Regions from separate parts of the Homo sapiens genome. Here region 1 is linked to region 2. The links are chromatin contacts, found by Hi-C or POLR2A ChIA-PET in ENCODE. All regions are on one chromosome and are shown on one strand. The core of a region is the stretch at or near the end of the contact, and the rest is flanking DNA. Distances in the headings are between cores, read along the strand shown. Region 1 has its middle 29 kb from the start of SEMA6D. Region 2 has its middle 240 kb from the start of SEMA6D.

What was found. A loop is a pair of places that touch in the nucleus more often than their neighbours do. ChIA-PET counts read pairs that join two places held with the same protein, here RNA polymerase II (POLR2A). Pooled maps may share reads with other maps.
Region 1: a map of heart left ventricle shows a loop between it and region 2 (4-fold over the local background). The contact joins two enhancer-like sites. A Hi-C loop is called at or near these places in 2 of 168 maps with a recorded cell type or tissue (A673 and heart left ventricle) and 1 of 50 pooled maps. POLR2A ChIA-PET finds 5 or more read pairs at or near these places in 1 of 52 experiments (activated CD4-positive, alpha-beta T cell).

What each region holds. Positions count from the first base shown.
Region 1 is chr15:47,687,605-47,690,304 of GRCh38, reverse strand. It overlaps a transcript of SEMA6D not described here. Among named protein-coding and RNA genes, the nearest start is that of SEMA6D, 29 kb to the left of the region's middle. Within about 2 kb of position 1,389, at least 2 of the 41 ENCODE cell types and tissues checked have a DNase peak (open chromatin) inside an H3K27ac peak, as active enhancers do.
Region 2 is chr15:47,472,567-47,475,266 of GRCh38, reverse strand. It overlaps a transcript of SEMA6D not described here. Among named protein-coding and RNA genes, the nearest start is that of SEMA6D, 240 kb to the left of the region's middle. Within about 2 kb of position 1,271, at least 7 of the 41 ENCODE cell types and tissues checked have a DNase peak (open chromatin) inside an H3K27ac peak, as active enhancers do.

The sequences.
Region 1 (2,700 bases), core at 140-2,639, 210 kb before region 2:
TTCCTTTACCTGAAATAGACCAGGAAAAATCTCAGAATAATTTAATTAGGAGCCAGCCTCTGAGTACAATGACCTAAGGCCCTAAGAGGGAATCACTTACGTTTTGAGGCTTTTGACTTTTTCAGTAGATGCAACTTGTTTCCTACTGCCTATAACTTCATCAATGGGCTAAACACCATGTCTGCAGATGGGCAGCGCAAGGTGTAATTGCTGGAGCAGCCAGAGCCTCTGTCCCTGTGACAGAAACACTCCCCTGCATAGAGAAAGGGAGGCGGATGGCCATGGAGGGGGTTTTTAACAGCAGAACTGGCCTGCCCAGGAAACATTTTGCTCTAAATCCCTGCTTTCCCCACCCGTAGCAAATCTCTTGCTGTCCAGGAAACCCCTGAGGAGCTGTGAATAGGAAAGAGATGATGATGAGCACATTTATGCATACCAAAAAGCTGTGTGCCCCGGCAAGCTCATTTCATCAGACTGTCATGGAAGTCAGTCCTCTGCGGAGAGACATGCCCAGAAGAAGGGGAGGGAATGGAGTAAGAACTTTGCTCTGAAACAGGAAGTCCTCATCTCTCAGTGTGTTGGCAGGGCATCTGAAGGTGGTGGCAGGGCCAGAGAAAATTAGGATTCCTAAAGACCAGTCTCTCTCCTTGTTAGAGCCTTTAGGTTGTCTGGGGCTCTTTGTTAAAGGCTCTGAAGGAAGTAGAGGCCCTTCCTCATTTTACCCAGTGTCCAAGGCAAGACCTGAAGAAAGCAATGCAGAGGTCTGCTTATTTTCTTTTTTCCTATCATCTCACTGAGCTAGAAGCTGATTTATAAGCCCAGGATTCCTATTCTAAGATATAGCCAATTGGCTAAGCATGACAAAGTTATCTGGATATTGCCATCTCATTGGTGTAATTTTATATGTGTTTATTTATGAAAGAGCCAATCAGCTTTTACTACTGAATTCAGTTACATGCTGTCCAAGACTGCCTTCTTATAGCATCTTCTAGGATTTCAGCATTTTCTGAACAGGTTATCAAACCTAGAGATATTCCAGTTATCCATATAAAAATGAAATTCAAAGGGGTGACTGAAACAAGAAGGATATATTTTAAGAATCTGAATATGAGTGTATTGTTGAGCATGGTGAATGTGAACAGATATTACTGATAAATTATGCCATGTAAAGTCTAAGCTCATATCTGTTTCCAGGTATGGGAAGGGCATTACTGTATGATCCATATTTCTGCCACTGCCTCCCAGACCCTCCTTTTCCTGGGTGGATCTTTGAGGAATATTAAATCCATTATATTTGTAATGATTCAAAATTGTTTATCCATGATTCAAAATTGGTTTACACTGTCTTTGCCAACTTGCACGATGGCCCATGAGTCATTTCCTTTGCCTCCCTGAAAGCCCTCATTTTTTAAACAGTCCTTTCATCCAACCAAAATATGCTTGTGAAAAATTTACATAACTGAGATATATTGGTAATGTGTGTAGAAACTCTCATTAGGGACCTTACCAAAGATTTCGTCAATCCCTCATCTTTCAGTGAAGAAACTGAAGTACAGTTTGGTGAAGTTGCCAGGTTACATTATGAAACGGTAGACTCAAAACTTGAAAATAAGTCCTCTTCCAAGTAGTCTGCTGAAATTATGTTGCCTCATCAATGTCCCTCCCATCTCTAGTCAATGCGAATCAGAGTCTCAAGGTTGGAAAATACCTTAAAGGTTTGTTAACCTACTCATTTATCTGATCTTTTCATACTCTATAAAACCCTTAACAGCTCTTCCCCAGCCTATGCTTAAATACTCCCATGACAATGCCTTCAATAATAATTGTTGAATGAATGAAGACATAATAATTTTATTCCAGCTTCTATTATGATTGTCCTTTTAATATTTGAAGAATTTTCTTGTATTTAGATTGAACATTCATGCTTTATTCAATATTTTTTAGGTTTTATCTCGGTTTTCAGCCTTCTCATCACCAGGACTCCCTTCTGAAGCTGCTTCTAGTATGGCACCCAATAGTCAGTATGATGCTCAGCATGACCTGATCAGCTTCAAGGAGAATACAACTATCCCTATCTTATTTTAGAGCCAAATACATTCTGGGTTAACACATACTATCATCACACTGTCACACTGTGGACTCTATGAACTTAGTGTAAATTCAAACTCATTTCTAATATTTTATATCTAATTCTCTTGTCTCATTTATTCCCATGGTTTTAGTTACTACATATATGTTGATTCTCAAATATGTACCTCATTAAGTTAGTTTGGACCTCATTTGTGAGCTCCAGGTTCTTATGTTCAACTGTATCTTGGTCATCTGTAGTTGGATAGCGCACAGGAACATGAGCTATCAAAATTCTACATGTCCTAAATTTTAGCCCTTATTTTCTCTTTTTAAACTGCTGTTCCTCCAATATTTTCATCTCCCTAAACAGTACCATCCTATAATGATGGTCAGAAATCTCAATATAAGTATCATCGATGTCTTCCCCATCCTTCACATCTCAAATCCAAAAACTTACCACATCTGGTTGCTTCTACTCCACAAATCTCTCTCTGCTACTTTTCTCTCTGCTGCTGGCTGTCAGCCTCTGTTGCCGGGATCCCTTCTGAACATGCTTATTCTCCACATGCTTCCAGATTGATACTTCTAGAGCTCATATTTGATCATGTTACTTTCCCGCTTGAACTGCTC
Region 2 (2,700 bases), core at 22-2,521:
TTAGCACAATGCCTGGCACACAAACAGGGCTCGAATATATTGCTATTGGTATGATTATGATTTAGGCTTTTATTTAGGTAAATGAGAGCGCTTTCTTTTTTCAGCAAAAATTAACTGAATGTACACTAATTGCTTGGCACTTGTCAGGTCAGGCTCTATTATGCAAGCCACAAACTGACACCTAAATATCAGTGACTTAATGTCACAAAGGCTTATTTCTTGCTCATATTTTATAGCCAATGAAATGTCAGCAGGGACTCTGCTCCACACAGTCACTCAAGGATCCAAGTTGAAGGAGACTCTATCACCCTGTAGCTATATCATCCAGAATATATGCCTGCTAGATGGCCATGAAATCGTGCCGCAACATCGTACCATAGAATCATGAAGCATTGCATGAGAGCTTTCATTCTCTTAGTCTGCAAGTGACATTCGTATTACCTCCAATCACACGTCATTGTCTAGAGTTGGTCACAGTGTCCTGTCTGATTGCAAAAGGGCCAAGGAATACAGGGAAAATGACAAAGGGACCATTTGCTGAGCATCACTGTTTTTGCCTCAATATTAAGCACTGAAGAAACAAATATAACGAAGACTTAGTGCCTCTTTGCATGTAGCAACTTGCGTAGGTGTTAAATGGCTTTAATAAGTCAGTACCTACTAGAGGGATGCTGCACATATGAGTATTTCATTGAAGTCACACAAGACGCTTTGAGAAGAATCATATTTTAAGATGATTTTTAAAGTCATGTGACATTTGCTGTGAAAGATATACTTGTAAGTTTAAGACTTAATGCCACATACCCTTTGTGCAATAAGGTTTTCATTGCCTAGAAATAAAAGTGTAGTTTTTGTTTATGGTAATTTCATGGTATAATAGAAAAAAAACAAATATTGAGCAAACATTCTACAATTAATTAGGCCATTTACTCTTCAATCTACTTCTCTAAATTGAAAGGAGAGAGGCCTCTGGCTAAGATATTCTGACTCCAATTGTGACAGGGAGGGTCTGTCTTCCTCATGGCTCAGTGGTAAGCCTGCCTCAGGCAGCCCTCAGCTTCTTCTCAACTCAGTTCACTCCATGAGTCCAAAAGCAAGGCGACAAGCTGACAGGAACTCAGCTAGAATTCTTGGCCTTCTATTCAGCTTCATGAGCCAAAGGGAAAAGAGGCCACCTTCCAAGGTCCAGCCAGCTAGGAATTAAGCCTCCTTCTCCTTTTTTCTTCCTATACCATTGCCAGAAAGCCTGTGGACAGCCTTCCCAGGCTTCCGGCTCCCCTGGCCAGCTGGGAAAGGCACAGCCTTTCCAGAACCCGATGAGCTTGCCAACAATTTTTTTTTTCTTGCCCCATGTAAGAGCCAGAATTGCGAGATTACAAAGCCACCATCACAATATAGTCACTAATAGATGTTTTAAGAGTCCAAGGGGAAAGAAGGAGTTTCTGGGTCAAAGAAAAAGAAAGAAAATGATGAGTTTCGAGCAGTGTAGTCACAGTTTTTCAGAGTTTGCTGATAATCAGAGCAAACCTTTTCCTTCCAGGGGACCCCAGGCAGTCTGGAAGACGTGTCTCTGAAATCCGTTCAGAGCCATATTTCATTAGTTTTATTTTATGAGAAGCTTTCTTTTTAAGCATTAACCCCAATTCTCTAACGCATGAAAAATTTAAGTTCATACTTTATGAAGAGGCATAATGCTGGTACCAAATCTCTATTTTACATATAGACTTCCTGAGGACTTGATGGAGAGCCAGCTAGTGACTCTCTTTCTTTCAGAGTGTGTAATGTGAGTCAGGGGACTTCAGCATAATTACTGGCTTTGACAGGTGATGTAGATGACTTCCAAAGTTGGCCTTGGTGTCTCTTGGCTCAGGAACTCCCCTGGCCCAGCCACAGACCCTCTCTCAAGAGGTACCGACTCTCTGATTTGGCCTGGTATTATCAAGGGTCCACTGGCTCCACAAATCCTAAATCTTCTCTAGCCCCGGTTTTGGACTGGAACCAAAGCTGCCTCTGCAGTGGCTGAGGGGAAGGGCCCAGAGTGCAGTGGGTACTGCCAGCTGTGAAGTGAGGGTGAGGCTGCCACTCCTTTCCAGGGAGGCCTGTCTGCCTCCTCCTCTCATCTATGTCCCCAGTCTCACGGCTGTCCAAAGGATTAGCAAAGCATTTTCTTTTCCTCAGACTGACCCTAGAGAAGACGTAGAGTCTGAATGTCTCTTTTCCAGGAAGTTCCCATGACTCTTTGGAGAGCAGAGTGCTGTCTAACTTATCACAGTTACAGTTTCAAATGGCAGGTACTACACAAAACATTGGCACTGTCTTTCTCCAGAAAAATGGGTGTCATTTGCTCTATTATCTGCATAACTATAAGCAACCAGGCAAGTAGTCCTTGACAGAACAAAAGCATCTTCAACCCAAAAAAAGTGATTCTACCTCCTACCTTAGACTTCAGAATCCAGTTCCAAAAATCAAATCAATATTTTCCACATTGAACAATTTCAGGATTCAGTCTTCACCTATCTCTCCTTTATATATGTGTATCTCATTTAATCCTCAATTCTACTTTTTATATCAATGTTATTGGTATTTTTATTGATATTTTTGATATTTTTAATATGTTATTGATTTCTTCTAAAGCTCAGAAGAAATTAAGATACACAAACCACAAGATTAATGCCACATAGATTATAAGAGATGGAGGCA